Regions from separate parts of the Mus musculus genome. Here regions 2, 3 and 4 are each linked to region 1. The links are chromatin loops, found by intact Hi-C in ENCODE. Cell type or tissue: left cerebral cortex. All regions are shown on one strand. Each heading gives the region's core, and the rest is flanking DNA. Links, peaks and the distances in the headings are about the cores only.

Region 1 (6,333 bases), core at 880-5,879:
GTAGTAAAGTCAAACAAAAGTAGAGTCTTATGTACCTACTTAACCCCCACCTCCCCACACTCCCAATATATCTCCCAGCTTCATGTCAGTTTTTCTGATTACTCCAGGAGTAACTTAGAGCTACCCGTATACGCATGTACGACGTGAGGTCATCCAATAGAACAGCTTGCAAGTGACCACTCCCTCCCCAAGAAATGTTACTCTTCTTCCCTCAGCAGCTACAGGTTACCACAGGTTGCTAATTGCTCCTCAGCTGGGGAGTGTGGCATAAAGGACCCTCCCCTTTTTATGTTGTATTTTTAAATTGATTTACTATTGTGAAGATCTTGTGAAAGTTATTAGTGTTACCTTACTCATATATGCAACAGCTGATTGACACATGGTTAATTTTTTTCTTCAATTTAAATGAGACTAATGCTACCTAACTAGTTTGCTAATATATATACACCTTCAGGACTGCTAGTACAGACTTAGACACATTTACTGTAGGACGACCTTTCAACATTTTAAAGTCCTCTTATAGACTTTTAAGCAATAGAAGAGTGCGGTTTTGCTCAAATTCTACCACTAATTGCTGTACATTAATTAGATAAAGTTCCTGTTGTTGGCTGTGCTGTTATAGAATATTTTCCCAGTGGAGGGATGTGTGGAGAAGGACCTGGCCATAATCAAGCCTGGGTTCTGAGCCAGGGAACAGAGAAAAGAATTTGAAATTCAATAAAGTTGGGGCTGGAAGTAGGCCAGGGTAAGTATCCCTGAGCCTGGAGAAATAATGCACAAGAATACCAGAGGGAAGAGGTGTGTATCAGGACCAAATGGTAAGAGGTTAAAGTAAGGTCCCATCTCCATCAGCATCCCTAGTTATACAGGGCCAAGTGTGCATTAAAACCCTCACACATGAAAATAACTGGGGCCCTTGACTGTCACAGGTGTCTTTCTGACTACCAACCCACAAGCCCAATTAGACAGCCCCAGTTGTGCCTAACAACACACACACACACACACACACACACACACACACACACACACATCTCAGATCCATCAAATCTGCTTATAGAGATGAAGTGGCTTGTCTACTCTGTCCCTGGGGCACATCTGTAAGAGAGTCATAGACACTGTTGGAATGAGTGATACTGAGGCTACATCTTTGGTAAGCAGTTGCCTCTGTCTGCTGTTTCATTCAAAGAGAGAATGCTGGTTGGTGTTTTATTGTGGCCTTCTGTGTCTTTTCTTGCTGAGTTCTTCCTGCTGAGACTTCTACAAGACAATAAATAGGGAACTTGTCTAACATTATGATCTGATTAATTATACTTATTGTATTATGAATATTAAAGAATAGTATAAATACCATATGACTTTTCATAGATGGTGGTGCTGTGGCATAGGAAATGATGGGAAGAATCTGCTTCTGTTCAGATTTTCTGCTTTTTTATGTAATTGAAGTCTTTGGAATTTCTTCACTTCGGCATCTTACATTTTCCCATGGTTCAAAGTATCACAAACTGGTTCCTAATTCATACACTGACCCCTTGATACATACTTGGAAGATGCTGTAAACAGGATTTCACAATTCACACCAATATTTTCTGACAAACAAAAGAACAAAGTAGAAATCTTAGAATGTTTTGCAGATATGCCAGCTGTAAATTCACTGTCTTGGGCTGTTTGGTTTGGGAGAGTTCTATAGGGTAATGAGGGTTTGAAAAGAGAAAGTAACTTTGATGTGGGATCATCCTAGAAGCATCATTCATTTATCCATCCATCCATCCATCCATCCATCCATCCATCCATCCATCTATTCATCTGTAAGTATGTTGAAGCATTTAGCATTTGTTAGTTATCCTGGTTGTCACGAAAATAACGGTAATCACTTTAACTCTTGAGGAGTATATGGCCAAGTGATAAGGAAGATGCAAGTTCCAGACAGTGACAGCCAGTTTGCTGCTCAGGCTCTGCTTCTCTGCCCATAGTGGTGTGATAATTCTGTGATAGAAACCACTGGGTAGGGAAATTAGGTAGGACCAGCAGGTAGGGGTGAGTGCAGGGAGAGCAGTCTCTCAGGAGGCAGCTTTGGTAAGACAGCTCATTTTAGGGAGACAAAGGCTTTTTCAAACTTTGGGGGTCAGTAGGGGTTATCAAGGTGAGTGTATATTATTGGGCAGGGCCAGGGTGTTGGGGATGCCCAATTTGCATAAGGAGGAATTCCAGCTGCTGGAGAACATAACCTTTTAAGGAGAGAGGGAGTTTAACCTGGCTACTGGGCTACCTGACCTCCTCCAGTGGGGCAAAGGTCAGGGGGACACAGGGCTATGTGTGCACCAGGATGCACAGGCCCAGAGCAAAGGGTGAAGCCTCTGAGGATGAAAGAAGCCTAGAGGCCACAGGCTGCTTAGAGTAGGCTCTGACTCAGAGAAGGCAGCAGCTTTTCTACATGTAAAAGGAGTAAGTTGTTTCCACATATATAGGGATCAGCACCCTGGAAAGAGATATAACCCAAGTTCATAGGAACACTAAAATGCTGAATTCCTTCGTATAAGGGGATGGACATGTCATGAGGTATCTTTTTTTGTTTTGTTTTGTTTTTTTGTTTTTGTTTTTGTTTTTCCAGAAAGGGTTTCTCTGTATAGCCCTGGCTGTCATGGAACTTACTTTGTAGACCAGGCTGGCCTCGAACTCTGAAATCTGCCTGCCTCTGCCTTCCAAGTGCTGGGATTAAAGGCATGCGTCACCACACCCGGCTTGAGGTCTCAGTTTTGAATGTCACTTCTGAGTATCCTCCACATATGACCTTGCTTCTATAGGGCTCATCGTTCACTATTGGCTGCTTTGCAGATGTTTGGCACAAGGTAACTGTATGTCCTTTGTGCAGGTCTTACACTGAGATGGTAGAGATGGTCATCACAGAATAGTCAAATGATAGAGCAGCTTTAATGAAGACTTTATCTTCAGGTGTGTGTGTGTGTGTGTGTGTGTGTGTGTGTGTGTGTCTTCTGGAGAAAGTGGATGCCAACAAGAGCTGCAAGTAGAAGGCCTGAAATTAAATTAAATTCTGTCTGTTATACCACTTAGTCTAACTCTGCTGGTCTACCCTGAATATCAGCTTCTTTAGAATGTGTGACTATGAGAAGTAACTCAGAGTTATTGGAGGACCTACATGAAATGGGAGATGCTGACACAAGTCAGAGCGACTGGCATGTTCTAATGGTGGCTATTATTACAGGATGCTCACCCCGCACTCCCATACACTTTCCCATGTACAAAGGCTGTTTGCAGATTGATCTCAGTTTCTGGGAGGCAAGTAACTTACAGATCTTTCTGAAGGAGGGTGAGAAGACAGCTCACTGGGCATCGAGTAGGAGGTGATTCTAAGAGAAGCCATGCTTCCAGGGAGCTGATGGACAGGGATGAGTGTACTTGGAGACAAATCTGACCAAACAGATGGAGCAGAGGCAAATGTGGAGGATGAGTGGAGGTGTATCGTAACAGGGTGGCAGAGTACTGATGGCCGGGACAGAAAGGCTTTGTGGGTGGAAGGGATGGTACCATCATGGCTTTAGAGATGTTGACAGCAGGAAGGAGTCCAGAGGAATATGAATAGTCACACATTCATCCTACCAGGGATAGAAATTAAGGCAGGTAATAAGCCCCTTGCCAAACCACAGTCTAATGCAAAGCCAAGATTCCAGCTTTAGAATGCTAACTTCCGTTTTGAATTCTCACTGTTTTATAACATGGGAGTCCACAATCTGTCCTGACCATCATGCCTTTAGAGAATATGTTTACCACAGGAATATAAAATATGTGTTTTTTCTCTCCTTTTGAATTTTTTTTTGTTCATTAATTTTATTCTTCGATACTTTCTCACATTTCTAGCACATTCTGTCTTTGCTTACTTCCTATACTCTTACCTGCCCCCTCCTCTTGTTATCCCCAACCGTCCTCTCCACAGGACACCTTCCCACATTCCTGTATTTTCTTTTGTTTTGTGACCACCTGGTTTTAATTGGAGCCGTCTATGTGGCCACAGGGTTAAAACCCTCTGCCAGAGCCTGGTGGGCTTACCATTTGGTGCACGAGTGAAGCAATGAGTATCCATCAGTTACCAATAGTTTAGCAGTAGTGGATCAGACTCCATGAGCCCCCTTGCAATCAGTGATCAATTATTTACAGGCCTACTTTTATCATGGGGATGCATCATAGGCAGCCCTAGCTGCTGAGAGACTATGTTGGCAATGGCTGTATGAATCTGTTTGGCTCATCCCTCCAATATGGACTGGTAGTATCAACCTTCATTTCCTCTTACTTCATCAAATTATTAATGTTCCTCACATTCTAGGCACTATATAAAGCAATAGAGATATAAATATGAACAAGAGTCAGATATTATCCTCAAGGAACTTATGGTGTTATATAGAGACAGGCAGATGGCAGTCAGGCAGACAAATGCAGTATTATTTGTTGAATACAAAGTGAAGGGCAACTTATGAGACAGGTGAGAGGGTATCTCAGAGGTAAGAGTTCTTGAAGTTTCTCTTTGAAAGAAGGTAGTTGTCTAGGAGGAGTGTTAAATGCTATGTAATGAAAACTCTTATAATCATCTTGGAAGCTCTCCATGGTTAAAAGACAGAGAAACACTTTCCTGACAACATGTGGTAGAGTTCTAAGACAGGAACACTAATAAGCAATTTGGGGAAGCATTAAAGTCTCAACCCTGAGAAAGGTGACTTAATGAAAAAGATAAATGACAAACATTTTCTAGTCTGGAGAAAACCATCTCTCCTATCCTCAGGGAACAGGCTAATTATTTGAAGGAATTACCTTCATCTTCTGGAACCGTGCCAGATGGGATAGTGCTTTTTGCTTTTGCTGTTTTATTCAGGTGAAAGAAGACTTCCATAGGATGAGTTCTTTCTCCACTCTCTAAGCTTTGCAGTAGAGAATGACCCCACAGGTCTGCACAGTTCTATGTCAGGATGATGACACAGTCTCTGAAAATCTAAGTGATATCAACTGTTTTGGGAGATGCAGTAATGTAGGTAGCATGAGCTCTGCTCTCTGAGAGCAAACAGTCAGATGGGGAACACATATCCAAGGGCAAATTCACAAAGCCAAGAGTACATTCCATTGAGGAGGAGTGTAGTTGCTGAGGGCAAGCTGAGGCTTGAATGTTGTTCATGTTTTTAAGATGGAATCATAAAAAAAATGGGTGGGATCCCAAGAGTCAAGTAAGAAGACAGATCTTTTCCTCAGAGAACAATCAAGAAGATGTGGAATTCTGTACCAGTGAAGCTCTTCAGAGAAGAGAAAGAGAAAAGTGAAATGTAGGGTGCATCTGAGGCAGGAGGAAGCCAGTCACAAGAAACATCTTACGTCTCAAGGAGTTTAGGTTTCAAAATATGATGTTAGAGTTTCAGTGTTTGAAGATCCACTTGATGATAGAAAAGAGAAACAAATGGAACAGGAAGATTGAATGTAGTGAACCAGTTATCTAGTAGTTACAACCAACTTGGAAATGTGAAGAGAACTGAGTTAGTGTGCTAAAAAGGAAGAAATTAATCACAGATTGTTGGAGACCTGGAATTGTATGATAGGAGTGGAGCATTGCTCAAAACTAAAGAGATAACTTGACAGTGAGAAACACTAACTGTTCTTTCAGAGAACCTGGGTTTACTTCCCAGAATCAACATTACGGCTCAAACTTCTATTATAAGTATGCTACACACACACACACACACACACACACACACACACACACACACACACTAATTACATTTTCAAAATTTACAAGTGTTGTTGCGTTGGGAAACAGAAGAAAGAGTTGAGTAGGTTGTGTGTGTGTGTGTGTGTGTGTGTGTGTGTGTGTGTGTGTGTTAAAATGATGAACTGAGGTTTGAGCACCCTGCCTTTGAGGTACTTGTGGGTTCTCTGAACTCAAATGTCCTATAGATCATATTACTTAAGCAGAATTGGTCAGGAGTTAAGAGAAGATATTTGTCCTTGAGTTAAACATTTGGATATTACCAACAAATACCAAAATAAGCCATAGAAAACTGGGCTACCGAGAAAGGAAATAATTTCAGACTCAAAGGCAGGGAGACAGGATGTGAAATGATGTCATTTGGAAAATACATAACCTGACAGTGCTAATTATAATGGGCCTGTATGTGGGTCTAAGAACAATCAGCCATTGAAATGGGGCATATGGGGTTCTGACCCTCCCTACTAAGGTGCTGGCTACTTATGGAATCTAGGGGCAGCTGTTATTGCCTTCAATGTGAAACCACTAGGGAGCCAATGATGTTCCAATGGACAATTCCAAACCCATGGTTGCAT
Region 2 (6,333 bases), core at 959-5,958, 140 kb after region 1:
CTGGTAAATAACATGGGGTAGTTTGTATTTTCTCTGATGTTTCTTCTGTTTCCCATCTGCATGCTTGTTGGTGGTAAGCCTTGTTCAGTTGTATTAAAGAGGAAGCTAAGCACATATTTTATAATATACATCACTGTATAGATATGCCACTTGTAACATGAAATCAAGTTGATTAGTTAAATCATTCCAGAATCACTTCATTCTCAACGTGACGTTTTCTGTCAGTTTTTGATAGACTTGTAGCTGATTTTTTTTCATAAAATATCAGTAGACTGACATTTCATTAAAAACACTAATACATTGTCAACTTTAAGACTTTCTTCCAAATTAAGTTCATCTTATAGAAGGCTTGTCTATTTGTTGGTGGAAACTGCTTGAATAACAATGTTTTCTACGTGCTTTTTCTTAAGGTTGTGATTTATGGTTTTTCTCACTGAAACACTTGATAGATACTATTATCTAGTAACCCAGAGGCATAAGTATCAAGCTTACAGGTAAATGTGATGTCACAGTGATCGCCTGGGCAACAGCATCCATGATAAAACTGGAATTATATGATCCATTTTGACACCAGAAATTAAAATTTAAAAGGTGTACATGATGTAATTAGTTAACATATTATTTCAGAAAAAATAGAATATTTCCAACTCTTTAAGATCACCACATCACTGAGGATTTTCATTCATTTATTTACCTTTCAATTTTGACTTGGGTTCATTTGTTGGAGTGTTCTTTTGAATCATATGACACACTCACTACCAACAGGTATCTCTCAGATTCAACTACTTCTTTGAGAGTCACAGAATATTTCACTTCTCCTCAGACATTGCCATGAATCCAGTCACATGCCAGATCTTAACTGCAGTAAAGGTTGGGAGATATGGGCTGTGGTGTGCTCAAGGATAGTAGAAGTAAATGATGTCACTGGCCCATAGAGGCTAAAATTTGCCTAAGTTGTTAAACAAGTAAATATGAGAGGATAAAATAGTGATTGAGATATCATCCACTAGAATTATAATTTTTCTTCAATCTTAACCTCATTTTTGTTTGTTTGTTTGTTTAAAGATTTATTGTTTTATGTATATGTTATGTCTTTGTGTATGTATGCACTTTCACCCAAGGCACTCAGAAGAGAATATTAAATTATACAGAGGTTGAATTATAGACATTTGTGCCACCAAGCGGTCATGAGTTCAATCCTTGGGACACATACTATGTAAGGATAAAATTAACTTCTGCAAGTTGTTTTCTGAACTCCACTCGTGCACTTTACCATGGCACATACCCATCCACACAATATATATCCTCACAGATATATTAATTTAAAATATAATTAGTTTTTTCAAAGAAACTAGAAGATAGTTTAATAGTTGAATACCCAATGCTCTATCAGATTTTAGCATCTGTAAGGGGTGAATCACAAATATAGAAATGATACCAGCTTATAAAGTAAGGTCCTGATACAAGGATCATGTGATACACCAAAATATATGAAAATATACTTTGTAACACGTCCGGTACATAGTCCCATACAATACTATTTCAGAGCTCTACAACTTTTTGGAACATTACAAATGTACTCTTCTCCTATGCGAATGGGAGCCATTGGTGAAGACTTTACTGTGAGCTTCATTTTATCTGTGTGTGGCTTCATTTTATACACATTCCTAATAATCATATGAGGAAAGCTTTAAGACCAACTGCATGGCACAGATAAGAAATTGGACTTGGAGAGGTTAAACATTCAGATTGCTTACCTATTACTTTGAGGGTTATTCACAGCTCTACTTATTCTTTTTCTTGCTGGGCTTCAGCTGACCAGCCCATACCTTACTGGCCCCTGAGAAATAAATTTTGTAATATGCCTAATCCCTACCACTGCACTGGATGCTTGAAGAACTCAAGAGTATTCTAAGTATCTATTGTTTTATTAACTGACAAAGCAGAATGGAATAGGAAACAATTTTTTACAATCTTTCTTAAGCATGAATATGCTTAATTGTTTCTTATGATCTTCTGATAGAAAGCTAGCCACATTTCTGTTTAGAGAACAGTTCCTTCAGATCTTATCTCCACCAATCAGTTCAGCTTTACCTCTTTCTGAGTCTGCCTCATTCAGCTAAATTACTGGTTGCCCTTAACATAGTTCCCTATCTCTGCACCTGCTGTGAGGCCATCTTCTTCCATCTACCATAAAACAGGTCCTTCAGGACCCTTATCTCTCCAAGGCTCAGCTGATAATCCCTACACTGCTAAAGTCCTTTACCACACCATACTCAATCCCATGAAGAATTTCATCACAGAAGTTACCTATTTGTTTTGTCTCCTCGCTTGAGGAGGTAAATTTGAATGAATTTGCTTATGTAACAGTAGAAACTGGCAATTAGTTAACATTCTAACTAGTTTCAATTAATAAGTGGGTTTGCTTTCTGAGACCTCCACTCTGCCTACCACATAGTTTGGTTAACCAATTCATGTTCTCCGTGTTGTCCAGGTATAATTCCTGTGAGCTCTCTTGGCCCAGACCATTAAATATTAAATTTCACCTGCAGAGACTTCATGCTGAACTCACCACTGGTTCCCATCTGCCACTGTTCCTTAGTCAGCAGAGTACTGGATTGCTGGTGGCTGATCTTCACTCCAGCCCTATGGCTATTCAGCTGGACTCCTTGCTGCCTCTCAGTGTGTGACACATAAACCTCTGTGGCACATAGCACTAACTTCAACCTTACAGTTCTCTCAAATACTATCCTATCCTCTTTGAACATGCCCATCTCTTCACATCTCTTTTGAAGAGCTTTCTTTTTCTAAAGAATGTTGACGGTTTTAGAGTACATTACAATTTATAAAAATTGCTCTGTCTGATCAAAAAGAAATTTTGTGAATTATCATGATTGGTGTCTTGATTGTAGGGACTGATACCTTTCAAACAGTGTCAAACAATACATCATGATAGTGGGGGTCTCAGAAGAGTAGCCTGAAAATGTATTTAATGAATATTTGCTGAGTGATAAACTATGAAAATCACTAGGCTCTGTGCAATAGGGACTAAAAAGATGATTGAGTTCCAAGGTCTAGTATTCTAGTAAGAGGTGATAAACACACAGTACAGGGATAAGAGTAGTAATAAAGACAGTCAGTTTTGAGTGTCTGTAGTATGTCATATACTTTGATTTGTTTAATGTGATTTTCATTTTGATTCTTATGTTTCTTTGAGGTAGGCAATGCCATTCCATTCTTAGGTTTAAAAAATTCCAAGTTTTAGAGATAGTTTAGAGACTTTCTCCACCTTCTGTAGCTAAGTTCATGACTATGGCTGCTGGCTTCCAAGTGTCTGCTCTTCTTATTGTACTTCAGTGTTTAGAATAAAGATAAACATGTCAGTATAAATGCGTGATGAAAGAGAGAAATGAACAGAAAGTTTTGTTCCTGAGAATATAATTTAGGATTTACTCCAGAGCTTGATACAAGGATAGCATTAAATAGGGGAGGATGGGAGGAGAGCTAGAAAGAAAAGCACCAGGTAAAGAAAGCAGCCTGTGCTCTAGTGTGGGTGTGCAGAGGAAGAAATGACTAATCACATATGAAAAAGTCCAGAAAGGTAGGTAGGAGGTGGACCCATGAGTGGATAAATATAGACTTGAGCAACTCTAGGTGTTAATGTAAAACAGTGGTTCTCAACCTTCCTAATGCTGAGACCCTTTAATATAGTTCCTCATGTTTGGGGACCCCCAACCATAAAATTATTTTCATTGCTCCTTCATAATTGCAATTTTGCTACTATTATGAATCATAGTATATATATATATATATATATATATATATATATATATATATATATATATATATATATTCTGATGGTCTTAGGTGATCCCTATGGAAGGGTCATGCAAACCACCACAGAAGAGTCACAGCACACAGGATGAGAACCATTGATGGAGACTAAACCAGAAAAATGGGGGTCATTGACTTTTGGTAGTGATGGAATAAAATGGCCTAGGACAGTGATTCTATAAAATTCTTATATCTGGAAAGCTGAGATAGAATATAGACAAACACTAATGCATACCACCACCACTGTCATGTGAACAGACAAACACAAGGGTAAGCATCTGGGGAAGAAAAGTCAATGAGTTTTGTTCAGGGCATAAATACTGGTTGCTTGATTTTTCACTGTTTATACATGGGAATTGGCCAATATTAGGGACTCGTGTGTGCTGGCAATGTGCAATTCAAGGTGTGTCATGGTACTCTGCTCTGTTCTCCTCTTCCTTTACATGGAACAGAATGAAAAATAAATAATAAATGTCATCTCAAGGTTGAAATATAACTTGGTCCTTTTCCTCCTCCAGTGTTTTAAAAAGGTACAAGGCTGTACAGAGATTACAATCATGATAAGCAGGGCTGGGGCTGCTCTTAACTCGACAGAAGGAACTGAGATTTATGAACTCCTAGTTAGGTCCTTAAAGTAAAATGAGGAGCCTGTAATCCCCATCTGTCAAGATTAAGGAAGAATAATTTAGTTTTCCTCTTAAAATCTGTAATGATTCCTTTTCACCTTTCCCCTCTTATATCACTGAAGTGCAATATCCCTACACTGGGTTAATAATGGGATGAGGCACAGATAAATTGAAGCCTGACTCTTTGTTTTGAATTCTGCATATAAAGGTTGATGATGAAATACATTTCTAAAATCCTTCTTGATACTTCAAAGATGAACAAATGGTGTTGGTGTCTCATTTAAGTTCTAAGAAAAAAATCGTGTTGACTTAAATCATTATGATCTATACCTACTCTGTGTCAGGATAATCACAGTTTCTCAGATGGTTTGGAAACATTGTCAAGGTCATGGTAACAAACAAACAAACAAACAAACAGCAACAACAACAACAAAAAGGATGAACCTATCCACCAAACTTAAACAGTGATAGTTGGGACTCCATCCCAGATCTGATGCCAGAGTTTTAGAAATCTGGACTGTTCTTTTGTTCAGTGTATACATTCACAGATGGCTACTGAGAACCTTCGGACTCTGGCTTCCAGTCAAACCAAGGATTGCTGGCTGGCTACCCAGTGGCCAGGGCCAGGAGTTTGCTAAGGGAATAAACTGCCTAGTCAGCGCAACAAAGGGTAGGTGGGTGTGAGTGTGGGTGCCTGTGTGGAAGATTTTTCTGTACTCTCATCCTGCAGTAGGCTGTGGTCCTGCTTGTACAATTTTTCCCCCAGAGTCTATTTTGTGAAATATAATTGAAATCGAAACACCAGTGATTTTTAATCATACTCTCAATTTATATCTCATGTAACCATATGCCAGTGTTCTCAGAGTGTTACAGGGATATGAATTATGTTGAAATTGGATTAGGCAAATACACATTTTCCTTAAAAAATAGATACCCAGAGCAGTAATTTAATTCCACCAACTCTAAAGATTCTCTCAGAAATGCCCTGTGTATCTTATCAGCAGCTCATTGTGAAATTTCTTCTCGGCTATTTCTTTTCATTTCTTTCTAGAATCCAATGTATTTAACAAACATTAGTAGCCATATGAAGTCAATTTATATCAAAATGATCCCTAAATTTAAGGAAATCAGGTCTTTCAAAGGAAGTCATTAGAGTTCTTTTTCCAATTCTTCAGTTTGGGAGAAGCAAAACAAAATGCAATTAAGGGTTCTTTCTCTTCGCAGTAGATACATTAAGCTGCATCATGACTTGAGTGTTTAAACAGTTATTAGGTAGATCAGAGCTGCAGATTCCAATAGGTTGTAAGACAGGCATTACCTTAGTGTATATAATAACCTTGTACTTTGCTGAGGGTACTATTGTGGCAAACAATACATTTTCCTGGAATGATTTCCTGATACTAATAAATGCACAGATTTAAACATACATCTGGAATTTTTTAATGATTAGATTACAGTTCTATTGCAAGCAACTCTCCAGATTGCTTCAATATTAATTCTAAAGTGACACTGTTGTACAACTGTGGCTTCTAGCACCAGATGGCCCTGTTGTATCCTAGCCCAATGAATGTCTCCTCCCTGAGTACTGGGGTCTTCCCACCTCAATTTAGCTTCCTAAAATCTCTCCCCCCCCCCCCAGATTTGCTTAGAGACCCATCTCCTGGGAGAGTCTGAGGCTCATCCATGTGACAGTCAATATTAGCCATTACAGTAACTGCATATGGATTTTGGATTTGACCAAGATACTTTTATTTCACTCCTTAAATTAAAACTTTTTTTTTAGCCCTTCTACTCTACTTCAAAATGGATCCACATATTTCTGGTCTTCCCTGCTCATTTCTATTGACTCAAAAATCTCTCACAGTCTCACAAG
Region 3 (6,333 bases), core at 916-5,915, 340 kb before region 1:
GCATGAGAACCACCCAGTGCCTTCTCCCCCTTCCCCTCTTCCCTTCAGCCCTGGGGCAGACCGAGCCACCTCTGGGCACCCCCCATCCATTCTCAGCTCTTCTGGGGGTGTCCAGCGACGTCCTGCAATGCCCAAGAGCTAGAACCTATCATCCCTGGACTCTGTGAGGCCCAGGGACCCCAGACTGCTCTCTCTCTATCCCCGAGGATTGGTGTTCCGTGACTTCCCACAGCCAGACGCCCACCTAGGCAGTGTAAAGAGCTTGTGGCAGGCCCCCACGACTGCTTGCCCAGAGTCCAAAGCAGAGGCAATGGAAGGTATGTGCAGAAAAGACAGTTTCCCCCAAAAGTCTGATGTTTGCTGAGTAGCAGCCAGTGTAGAGTGATGGGCTGGTTTGAAGACATGTGCCAAAGCTGCCACTTACCACCTGTGTAACCCAGGCAGGACCTGTGTGCCTGCTAGCATTAGGAGACCTCGTACCCAGAACCATTCTTGCTTTCAGACTTCTTGACGGGAAGGGAAATAGCAACTAAGCCCTTGGCCTTGTCATTCCTTCTGGGAACACTTGCAAGAGGTTGTCATGGCAACATCCTGCTTGTTCAAGCCCAGAGTCTGACTGATAGTTAACCATGGTAGGTACTGTCAGTCTTAGGGCCAGAGGGCTTCCTAATAGGGGGGACCACTGCATGCACCGGGCTTCTGTCCAGTGGAGGCTTTAACCTGGATCATTCCCAGATCACGTGGATCTCTGTTGCTCAAGGCCCTCCGCTTAGAGAATGGCTTTCGAGAGTGACTAAAAATGAGGTCCAGATAGTCCCAAGCTTTCTGAGCCACTGGTCTCATAAGTTCCAGATATGCAGAATGGCTGGGATTCAGGATAAAAACCAGGGTTATTCCCATTTATTGTCAATGCCTTGCACAATCTGCAAGGTGCTACCTCAACCTTGGTTTTATGCAATGCCTTCCTCACTCCTCAGGCGAGGACACAGAGGCAGGAGGGATTAAGAGACACAGCTAGGATGCCCATTCACACGTAGCAACGTGGGAGTAGAGCACTTCCACACTGGATCCCATCCTCCATCCCAGTGCTCCATAGTCTTCCCCCAGACCCCTGCTAACTTTACATGCAAGGACTTGGGCTTTTCCAAGTGATTCTTGCTGTAGTGCTTTCCTTTCTAATGCAGAAACCTAGACTTAATGTGAAGTATTCAAATATTGTAATAGTGATACAAAAGGCAGTCCTACTCTGTCTCTGTCTGTCTCTGTGTCTCTTTCTGTGTATGTGTGTGTGTGTTTGGGTGTGCCACAGTACATATGAAGAGGTCAGAAGACAACCTTAAATATGAATCCTCATCTTCCACCTTGTTTGAGACACAGGGCCTCTTGATTTCCACTATGTATGCCATGGGAGCTTCTGGTCTGTGAGCATCTGGGGGATGCTCTGTGTCTACCTCTCATATGCCTTTAGGGGCACTAAGACTGCAGATGTTTGCTACCTATCTGGCTTTCATGTGTTCTGGAATCCAAACTCGGGTTTGGATGGGAGGGAAATCTGGATGGTGATTGTATGGTCCAGTGATTAGGTAGTGATGTGCAGATAGCCTTGTCACATAACACATATATATGTATATATATATACACATATACAGGAATATATATATATATATATATATATATATATATATTCCTTCTTGAGGATTCTGCTCTGCAGAGTCCAGGTTGAAGGATCCTCACAAGATGCATTGCTGTTCTGTGTTGCTTTGTGGGCAGAACGAATGCATCAGTCTCCCACTTCATCGAGGGACACTGTTTGATGAGGACCTTGTATGGATCTCTCATCAATAAGAACTGAGTTTGTGGCTGTGGAAAGGAGCACAGTAATGGTTAGTATTGAGAGTCAAGTTGACAAAATCTAAAATCACTGAAAAGACACACCTCTGGACATGCATGTCTGTGAGGAAGGTTCAGCAGTGACTTAGCTAAGATAGGAAGACTTACCCTAGATGGTGAGATGTTGGTAGCATCATTACAGGAGCTGGGATGCTGAAATGAATAAAAACGAGAGGGAAGGAGGGAGCGGGTAGGCTGAGCACTGTTCACTCTTCTGCTGCTTTTTAAAAAATTGTTTATTTATTTACATCTTGACTGCAGCTTCCCCTCCCTCTTCTCCCTACCTCCCCTCCCCCATCCACTCCTCCTCCCTTTCTCTTCAGAAAAGGGGAGGAATCTATCAGGGTGACCCTAGCTAAGATTCCTAGCAATGGAGATACAGAGCCTGAACTGGCCATCTCCTGTAACAAGACTTCCAATGGAGGGATTGTGACACCAGCCCAGCCATAATTTTACAATTTGTCAACCTACAATTTGTCCTACTTACAAGAAGTGCAGAGGTAAAGATGGAGAAGAAATTAAGGGAGTAGCTAACCAATGGCTGGCCAGGCTTGAGATCCATGCCATGAGAGGGAGCCCACTCCCGACACTGCTAATGGTATTCTGGTACACTTGCAGACAGGAGCCTAGCATAATTATCATCAGAGAGGCTTCACCCAGCAACTGATAGAAACAGATGCAGAGACCCACAGCCAAGCATTAAGCGAAGCTTACGGCAATCCTGTGGAAAAGGGGAAGGAAGGACTGAAGGAACTAGAGAGGTCAAGGATACCATAAAAAACCTCTACAGAATCAACTAACCTGGGCCAATAGGGGTTCACAGAGACTTAACTGTCAACCAGAGAGCATGAGTAAGACTGACTTAGGCCCTTTGGACATATGTAACAGTTGTGTAGCTTGGTCTTCATGTGGAACAGTAGGAACAGGACTGTCTCTCACTCTATTGCCTGATTTTCAGACCCTTTTCCCCCCTATTGGGCTGCCTCGTCTCGCTTCAATAGGAGATGTGCCAAGTCTTACTGCAACTTGATATACCAAGGCTGGTTGGTATTCATTCTTCTGCTACTTGACAATGGAGTGTGACTAGCTGATTCAAGCTCCTGCCCCCATGCCTTCCCTCCTACATGACAGATTGCACCCTGGAACTGCCATAATAGGAACTCAGATCAACCCTTAGTCACCTCTGCCAGGGATCTTGTCAGTAAGCAGTGTAGTATAATTTTATCCTCCACAGTTTACAGGGACAAAAACTTAACTCACAGCTCGAATATAAATCAAAGCAAGATTATTGGGTATGGGGGGATATGTGGGTGTCTACTAGCCTCTTTCCTCAGTTTGCATGAATGAGTTTCAGAAGGTTTAAGAAACCTGTGGAATTGATCAATGTACATGTTGTGATATAGAAGAAACAGAGTCAGAAAGACTCAGACATACAAACAGATGACATGGTAAAGGATGAAAGTTAAGATGGAGAAGAGGAGGAAGCGATCTTGGGCATGGTGGTTAGCACCTTTAATCTCAGCACTCCAGATGCAGAGGCAGTCACATTTCTATGAGTTTGAGGCCAGCCTGATCTTCATTGTTCCAGGACAGCCAGAAATATATAATGAGACCCTGAGTCAAGAAAGAGAGAGAGGGGGGGGGGGAGGGAGGGAGGGAGGGAGGGAGGGAGGGAGGGAGGGAAAGTAAGAAAAAGAAAGAAAGAATTTTTTAAGAATGAAGAAGAGGAGAGAGAAGAGGAAAAACAAGAAAGAGGAAAGGAGGTAGACTAGGTGAGAGACAGAAAGAAACAGAAGAGGGAAAAAGAAAAAAGAAGACAAGAGAGAGAGAGAGAGAGAGGGAGAGGGAGGGAGGGAGAGAGACAGACAGACAGACAGACAGACAGAGACAGAGACAGACAGAGACAGAGAGACAGAGAAAGAGAGACAGAGAGAGACAGAGAGAGATAATTTTTGAAAGAACTGAGGGCCTTGAGAGGTGACTAGGTCATGAGAGGAAAACCCCTTAGCATCCATCTAAGGAGAGACTTGAGAGAACTTGTGGATCCCCTCCCAAGTGAGAATACAGTCAGACTGTCTATGAAGAATGGATCCTCACCAGACCTCAAATTCTGAATTCTGATGTATGGCATTTTATATGCCACCCATCCCTGTGTATTACTGCATAGCTGAACAGACATAGCGTTCGTACTACATGGACAGAAATGTGCTTTGTGAATTGCCTGCCCCTTTAGGGAGGTGGAAGCGCCTTTGTCCTTCACCCCAGGCCTTTAGGAAGTGTCCCCACAAACAATGACATTTCTCAACCTTTCCATCCTGTTGCAGAGAGCAGCCTTGCCTACCTAGGCAAACTCAGTTCTAGGAAACAAAAACAGTTGGGGGGGGAGGGGCGGCAGGGAACTATTGCTTTTAATGCCTTACAAGCCTCTGGTGAGATTCAGAATAAAGCCTACTACTGTGAAAGAAAGTAGGAAATAAAAGGCATTTTTATTACCCTGGGCTCTGCCTTGTTCGAGATACCTACCTTTCCATTGTGAACCATAGACCTTCTGTGTGTCTTGGCACGATGAGTTGCTGTGATTTCCTCCCACAGACCATCTGGGTGCCAGAGCCATCTTTATAGGAATGCTTACTCAGTGGAAAGGGAGTTGAGGAGCAGCCTGGAACTCTTTTCAGCAGGCTGTTTTATGCATGTGAGGCAATTACTTCTGCAGGAAGCGGGAGGAAGATTTACAGCATTTAGGATTGCAGAGCCCTGTTAATATTGCAACATAAAACCCAGTGTCCAGAACACAGCTCTGAAGGAAGGCAGTGGCAGGGATCTCTGGAGCCCTTGTTGGACACGACACAGTCTACTTCCCAGACCTGAAGCAGGTAAGCCCACTGCTCCTCTTGGGCTACCAGAGGAGAGGAGCAGCTTGGAAATGTCCCTAAAATTGGGTTAAATGGCAATTAGAATCTTTCTGCCTTTACTTGAATTATTTGTACTCTATTTGGTCTTTCTATAAGTGGGTCCTCATTATCTTGGGAAAAAAATAGAAATTCTCATCAGAGACATAGGGGAAAGTTTTGTCCCTATTGTCTTAGTTAGGTTCCAATTGCTGTAAAGAGACACCATGACCATGACAACTCTTATAAAGTACAATATTTAATTGGGGCTGGCTTATAAGTTCAGAGGTTCAGTCCATTATTATCAAGGCGAGAACGTGCAGCTTCCAGGTACATATGGCACAGGAAGAGCTGAGAGACTGAGAGTTCTACATCTTATTCTGAAAGCAAACAAGAGAAGACTGGGTCCTAATAGTGCCACTCCCTGGGCCAAGCATATTCAAACCACCATACCTACTATGTGCCAACCAAGCTTAACATACCTCAGTCCCCCCGGAACTTAAATTTGGGTTCAAGAAGACTTCTATCCTCCTTGATAGGTATATAGAGAATCAGCGGTCCCAAGTACTTGCCTAAGGACATTCTGCTAATTAAGGAATATCTTAGGGTTTTCTTGCTGTTAGGAGACACCATGACCACGGCAACTCTTAAAAAGGAAAGTATTTAATTAGAGCTGACTTATAGTTTCAGAGATTTAGTCCAGACATGGTGCAGAAGAGGTAGCTGAGTATTCTCCATCTGGATCAGCAGCCAGCAGGAAGTGAATGTCACACTGGGGATGGCTTGGATCTGAGACTTCAAAGCATACTCCCAATAACACATTTTCTCCAATTAGGCCACACGTCCTAATAGCGTGACTCCCTGTGGACAAGTATTCTAACACATGAGTCTGTGGGGGCCATTTCTATTCCAACCACCGCAAGGGACAATGACCCAAAGCTAGTACTTTTCCAAAGTATTGTAATACTTACAAAGTTTTCTTTCAGTGATGGCCTGGGGACGTACTTAGGAGCCTTCTGTTTCAGCTATCCTTTAATGAAAGGAGAACTCTGCTTCTAGGCTACCTCAGCTTTACCTCTGCCAAGGAGAGTTTCTTAAGAAAGTCACCTCTTGCCTGATGTCAACTCCTGTCCTGTCACTTTCATGTCCCACCACAGGAAGCTGTGGTAGAAAAGACAAAATATGTGACCAGTGGGTCCTCCCCAGAAAGTGCAATACTGCCACTTTGATCTTTGACTTCCAAACTGCTAGGACCATGTCCATGAGTGTCAGCCCACAGCCTAAAGGGCTCACAGTAATAAACGAAGTGTGCCTTACTACGTTTGCTGCTGTGTTGAACAAGATAAGCTCAGCTCTGTACACTGTACAGACAAAGGACTGCTTCCCAGATTGGCAGTTCCACAAATTCTGGCTGGACTGAATTGTACAAGAATGTAGACATAGCACAGTAGAGATATGTCATTGTATAAAATCCTTGCCTTGACAGCACAAGGACCCTAGTTCGATTCCTAGACACTATGGGGGGAAAAGCTGGGTATGGTGTGTGCATTTGCAA
Region 4 (6,333 bases), core at 862-5,861, 78 kb before region 1:
TCTTTATTTTGTGCATTTGTTGTTCTGATTATTATGTGTCAGGAGGAATTTCTTTTCTGGTCCAGTCTATTTGGAGTTCTGTAGGCTTCTTGTATGTTCATGGGCATCTCTTTCTCTAGGTTTGGGAAGTTTTCTTCTATAATTTTGTTGAAGATATTTGCTGGCCCTTTAAGTTGAAATTTTTCATTCTCATCTGCTCCTATTATCCATAGGTTTGGTCTTCTCATTGTGTCCTGGATTTCCTGGATGTTTTGAGTCAGGATATTTTTGCATTTTGTATTTTCTTTGATTGTTGTGCCGATGTTCTCTATGGAATCTTCTGCACCTGAGATTCTCTCTTTTATCTCTTGTATTCTGTTGCTGATGCTTGCATGTATGGTTCCAGATTTCTTTCCTAAGTTTTCCATCTTCAGCGTTTTCTCACTTTGGGTTTTCTTTATTGTGTCTACTTCCCTTTTTAGGTCTTGGATGGTTTTATTCAATTCCATCACCTGTTTGGTCATGTTTTTCTGCAATTCTTTAAGGTATTTTTGTGCTTCCTCTTTAAGGTCCTAGCAGTGTTCTCCTGTCTTTAAGTGAGTTATTAAAATCCTTCTTGGTGTCCTCTACCATCATCATGAGTTATGCTTTTAAATCAGGGACTATCTTTTCGGGTGTGTTGGGGTGCCCAGGACTGGGTGGGGTGGGAGTGCTGCGTTCTGATGATGGTGAGTGGTCTTGGTTTCTGTTAGTAAGATTCTTACTTTTGCCTTTCGCCATCTGGTAATCTCTGGAATTAGTTGTTGTAGTCGTCTCTGGTTAGATCTTGTTCCTCAGGTGTTTATGTTAGCCTCTATTAGTAGACCTGGGATACTAGCTCTCTCCTGACTTTCAGTGTTCAGAGTACTCTCTGCAGGTAAGCTCTCCTCTTGCAGGGAAGGTGCCCAGATATCTCTTGGCAGATGTTTTGGTCCACTCACAGAGATCTTAAAATCCCGTGGAGGGTCCTGTGTATACCTTTTGGGTGTCCGCATACTCTGTGCCCAAAGTATCCTGGTTCTGGCGGGATCAGAAGGGCCTTGTGCCCTTGATCAGGCCTGGTTTTCTGCTTCACTAATTAATGCAGTCTCAGGTCCCGTGCGATTGGATTGGATCAGCAGCTGGGTTCCACACACCAGAGGTCTTAAGATCCCATGGAGGGTCTTGTGGGTAGCTTGCAGGTGTGAGCAGACTCCGTGCACAAGCTACCCTATTGCTGGTGGGGACCGGAAGGGCCAATGTTTATTTCTTATTTTGTGGTGTGGGAGATGAAACCCATTATACGTGCTTGATAGATACTCTACCAATGAGATATATCCTCAGGCCCCTAGTCTAAAATTTAAACACTTCAATTTTATTGTAGCTTACCTATCTTGGGTATTGGAAGTCTCATTTGAGGCTAACAATTGTGTGTGTGTGTGTGTTGGTGTGTGTGTGTGTGTGTAGGCAAGTGGTCAACCTTGGAATTACAACACCACATACTGAGTTTTATATGGGGTTTGGGGTTTGAACTCAGCTTCTCATGCTTGCACATAGTAAGGTTTTGACTGAGCCATTGTCCCCAAGCCACAGTAATGGAACATTCTTTTTTTTTCTATAACATTTTTGTAGAAGACATAAAAACCAAGCAAGCAAGCAAGCAAGCAAACAAGCAAGCAAACAAACAAACCCAGTAGCTGATGTGTTGAAATACTTATAAGTAATTTTGAGCCCAATGTCACATGCTAACTTAAAAAATTGTAGTAGCTGTTTCTGAATTTGTGCCTCTTGAACAAAAATTATTCTGAAGTTGTAGAATCATTAAACTAGGGTGGAGACAAGAGTGAGGGCAATCAATATCTCATTACATCTCCCGGGGTTTCCAAAGCAGTGGATATGAGAGAAGAGATGCTCTTAAGAAGAAAGATGGTGCATATAAATGGCTCGGTAAAATAAGTGTTTCCACATTTTACTTAGAAAAAAACCATAGTGTATATTTTAGTGGAGAAAAGTGGATATTTAAATAATTTATCAAACTTCTTTCCCTGGGGAAAATGCAGCGTGATAACGTCTCCATAACTCTCCAGAATGGGCTCCATTTTTAGTTTCCATAAGTAGGAAGCGGCTGGAAGTATGAGAGGCTGAAAAGGCAACAGAGAAAACAAGAGCTTGCATTCAGACGTCCGTTTCCATTTCATCACTGGTGACATAAGCTCGCCACCCTGGCAGCAATGGAGACATTCATGTGATATACTTGTGCCACTGGCCTTGACTATCAGACTACCAGAACAGTGGACCCCCCAAATCAATCGTTTCCCAGGAGTATCATGCAGTGAAGAAAAAAAAAAAAAACATATCAACCTGAAGGGGAACTATCTGCTGGAAAAGAGATTTCACATAGCTCTGACAACTTGTTATATCACTTTGTAGGAGAGACTGTGCTGGGATAATAGGTGGGACCGCACCTTGACAAAGACTGCTTCGTTATAAATACCCTGACTCTTTATTTGGACCTAATCTTAAAATTTTATTACCAAAAGATTGATGTTGGGTTGGGGGAGGGTGTCACTGATCCTCTCTATCCCTCTTCCAAATATGTTTGCATCAAATATATTCCCATTTCTTTTTTTACTCTTGTTTGTTGAACTGACGGGTTAAGAGCAAGTGGTCTTTTGTGACTCCCTGCGCTGTCCGGAGCCAGGTTCTGAGCACAGCAATTCTGGGTCACTGCTAGTAAAATAACATCTGGGCAGTTTCCTTCACAGAGGTCTCCATTTCTGCATGTGGAGGATAATGGGAAAAAGGATACACCCAGGCATTTGATGGTGTTTGATTCCCAAGGCCCCAGCCAGCTATTCCTCTGACTACCACAGAGGCTGCTAAGTGTATCCTTGAATTTCTAGAAGCTTCCAATAGGGGCTTGCAAATCTCTGAGCCTTTTATTTTTGTGTGCATGTATTGTGTGAAGTTTTCTAAAGACGCAGGACCTCTGAGGTAAAATGTTTATACACTGTCCACAGTGTCATCATGTACAGCGAAGGACAGGTGCTTACTGTGGTATGCTGTCCTCCACCTTGTCAATGGTCTGAAGATTCTCCTGACCGTCGGGCCAGTCTGGAGGACCACCACATCCGGGCAGAGGCCCTGCGGGGTCTGGAAGAAAGCAGTGGCTGCTGTAGCTGCTGCAGACCTGATGCGCAGTCACACAGCCCCTGTGTGATGAGTTGTGATTCACATACAACATCTGAGTCAAAAGAAATGGCAAGAGCACTCTGTGGTGCTTTTCTTAGCAGCTAATTGGTTTGTTGTGCTCGGGATGAGCTTCCAGATATATGCTGTGAACCGCCCCCACAATGCTGAGGAAAATGTGTTCTGTGTAGGAGTGTAGGAAGGAGAATGACTAAGGAAAAAATTATATTGCCATGAGAAACAGAATAAAACTGCTCTTTAATTTCAAGCACTATATGATCAAATTTTAAAAGTTGATATTGAGAATATAATGAGCATTGATAGTAGCATCCAGCACAGCGGCTTAGCTGAGTGGAAGCAGGATTTCTAACCCCTTTAAGGGTCAGATCAAACCCCCTCCTTAGAGGTCCTGGAAAGCTGTGTGGGAAATCCCCAGTCATTATACTGTTGCAATTGAGATGGGAAGGCCAATTCCTGTCATCCACACTACGCCATTAGTGATTTCTACAACTACTTTTTCTAGAACCTCTGTGTTGTTTTGTTTTTGTTTGTCTGGTAAAGGAGAGTTGAGGGGTTTGGGGTTTTGTTTATTTGCTTGTTTGCTTTTGTTTTCTTTTCTGTAGCATCTAATTTCTTACCAAAGTAATATTTACATAGTATAACAATCAAAACAGTGCTTCTAGCCCCAAAGTCACACAACAGTTCTTCATTTCCCTCCTTCACCACGCCCTAAGACACTGCTTCCTAGAATGGCTTGTTTCAAGTCTATTGGATACTTGTTTTAGTATTTCTTCCCATATTTCTATATAATATACTCACCACACCGTGCTTTGTCTTTTAAATGACAGCTTGAACATTGGATTTCTTGTGTGAAATAAAGGGTTTAGCACTCACATGCCTCCTCTCTGTGCCTATAGTGCTCAGCCCTGCTCCTCTGTTAGCCGTAGTGTGACACATTCCAGGCTGGTGTTAAATCCACCTTCACTGTTAATCTCTTTAGTCTTATGTAACACTGCTCAGAGAGGATCTATATAATTTTCTATGTGTCTTTTTTTTTTCATACAAGTTTTCAATTTTTCTTTGAGCTCATCATGCCACTCTTCCTTCACTTACTTTGCTATGGAGTGACTGTTAGCCATTCTTAATTCTTAAAGTTTGAGTGGAGTCAAGCATAGTAGCTATGGGTCCCAGCCCTGTTCCAGTTGCCTGCACTCCTGCTCCATTTTAGATTCATCTCTGGCATTGGGGGAACTTACCTTCTATCCATCAGAGTCATACTTTTTGTCTGTTGGATTCACTGTTTTCTGGATCCTACATACTCTTATTGCTTGGTTTACTTTCTTGTGTTTGTGGAACATAAACTTTCTTTTGTTTGTTTGTTTGTTTTGTTTTTTGTTTGTTTGTTTGTTTTGAGTAAGGCATGTCCAAGATTTATTTTTCTAGTCCCCACAAGGCTAAGGGTAGCTTAAGTATAACAGATGAGATAGTCTTAAATTTTGGAATCATGACATACTTTCCCAAGTAATCTTTAGATGCTGGATAAAAGGGAAAATTAGTTTTGAGATGAGTAAAGTCTTTATGGAAAAAGGAATTTGTCACACAGCTCAGTCCCAGTGAAAATAGACCTCCATTCAAGTGCTCCAAATAAACACTTTATTAAAGTAACTACAACTACCTTCTAAGTAATTTTATATCACTAATTCTAGGACTTCCCCCAAACACCAAACTTGAGGATGCTCTGGTTTAATATTTTTATTGTACTTACACATATCTTCTTATATGCTTAAACTCATTTCTATATAATACTTAATGTTATAACTGTGTTATAGCTAGTTGTTATGCTGTATTGGTTATGGAAATGTGATAAGACAAGCAACATGGATAGTAGAGACACATTCTAATGCCACACTCTCCATCACTGACAAGGCAACTTTATTTATTTATTTATTTATTTTTATTTTTTTTTTATAATTTATTATTTATTTATTTATTTATTTATTTTTTCCATTTTTTATTAGGTATTTAACTCATTTACATTTCCAATGCTATACCAAAAGTCCCCCATATCCTCCCACCCCCACTCCCCTGCCCACCCACTCCCCCTTTTTGGCCCTGGTATTCCCCTGTACTGGGGCATATAAAGTTGACAAGGCAACTTTAGAACATTATTTTAACCTGGGGATTTTTGAAGCCAAGGCAATAGAGCCCATAGATACAGAGGTCAATAGTATCTACTGATTTTTAAACAAATTTAAGGGATATTGTAAAGACTAGCAGTTTTGAGCCAGAATTTACACACCCAGCTTGAAGGGGAGAGGTGAGAAAAGTATTGGGAGAAGTAGCTGTGTTGGAATCAAGGAAGAGGCATGTTCTAGAGAAGACAATGACACCTGCAACTGCAGGAGCTGCCACAAGGAGGGGGACAGGGTTTAGAACATCTCATTTCTTGTGTTTTCTTGATTTCCTGTTACCACTTCTTCCCATTAGCAATATCAATGGGATGTGGTTCAGCAAGAGAGTCTGGGTTAACAGTTTATGGAGGCAAAGTATGAGTAGCATAGAGATGGCAGACAAAGTGTCCTACTTCCTCCAGTATTTACAGGACATCTAAGTGTACACCCCATGGAAAAGTGATAGGCTGAAATACATAGTTTTTGAAAGAAGTAAGACACCAAGCAAACCTATACTGGAATCACTGGCCATCTGAAAAAACATTACAAAAACTATTAAGAAAAATAGTTTAGATAAATATTTGCATTAATAATATAAAAACAAACAATAGCAGAAGGGGTGTGTATGTCTGAATGTGTTTTTCTGAGAAAGGTTAAAAATATATAACAACTTTAGAAGTTTGTTGAAGGAAAAGAGAAAAAAATGCTTATAAATAAAGGGGAAAGGCTGATAGCTGCCTGGAGGAATGTAAGTTCCATGCAGCTCCATGATTTTAAGAACATGAGAGCAGGAAAACAAAGAATTTACCTATTGTAAAAACAAGTAAAAGAAGAATAATGATCAATAATTAAAAAAAACAAAGAAACAAACAAAAATAACCACTGTAAGAAAGCAATGATTTCATAGGTGAGTTTTGTCTCCCCTTTAGAGTGCTAATGATCATAATGCTGATTATATGATGTTGGACTTTAAAAG

Evidence for each region. Hi-C counts contacts between places; a loop is a spot of excess contacts. Peaks named below come from ENCODE experiments on the same cell type or tissue, not always from the same donor. Only the 100,000 strongest peaks of a DNase experiment are listed, where the experiment ranks them.
Region 2: a loop joins it to region 1, with 2.2 times the contacts of the local background. A loop is called at or near these places in 2 of 42 quality-filtered maps.
Region 3: it touches region 1 in a loop (7-fold over the local background); 2 of 42 quality-filtered maps call a loop at or near these places.
Region 4: it touches region 1 in a loop (8-fold over the local background); 2 of 42 quality-filtered maps call a loop at or near these places.

The regions. Positions count from the first base shown.
Region 1 is chr12:13,936,271-13,942,603 of GRCm38, forward strand. No RefSeq gene overlaps it. Among named protein-coding and RNA genes, the nearest start is that of Lratd1, 210 kb to the right of the region's middle. In left cerebral cortex, for the core only: no CTCF peak of the experiment used is centred there; a DNase peak (open chromatin) is centred at 3,419; H3K27ac peaks cover 339 bases.
Region 2 is chr12:14,077,895-14,084,227 of GRCm38, forward strand. No RefSeq gene overlaps it. Among named protein-coding and RNA genes, the nearest start is that of Lratd1, 71 kb to the right of the region's middle. In left cerebral cortex, for the core only: no CTCF peak of the experiment used is centred there; DNase peaks (open chromatin) are centred at 3,569 and 5,103.
Region 3 is chr12:13,594,280-13,600,612 of GRCm38, forward strand. It overlaps a transcript of Nbas not described here. Among named protein-coding and RNA genes, the nearest start is that of Gm35725, 30 kb to the right of the region's middle. In left cerebral cortex, for the core only: no CTCF peak of the experiment used is centred there; DNase peaks (open chromatin) are centred at 3,022 and 4,500; H3K27ac peaks cover 821 bases.
Region 4 is chr12:13,858,157-13,864,489 of GRCm38, forward strand. No RefSeq gene overlaps it. Among named protein-coding and RNA genes, the nearest start is that of Gm35890, 190 kb to the left of the region's middle. In left cerebral cortex, for the core only: CTCF peaks have their summits at 3,131 and 5,589; DNase peaks (open chromatin) are centred at 2,122, 2,857, 3,316 and 4,072; H3K27ac peaks cover 1,213 bases.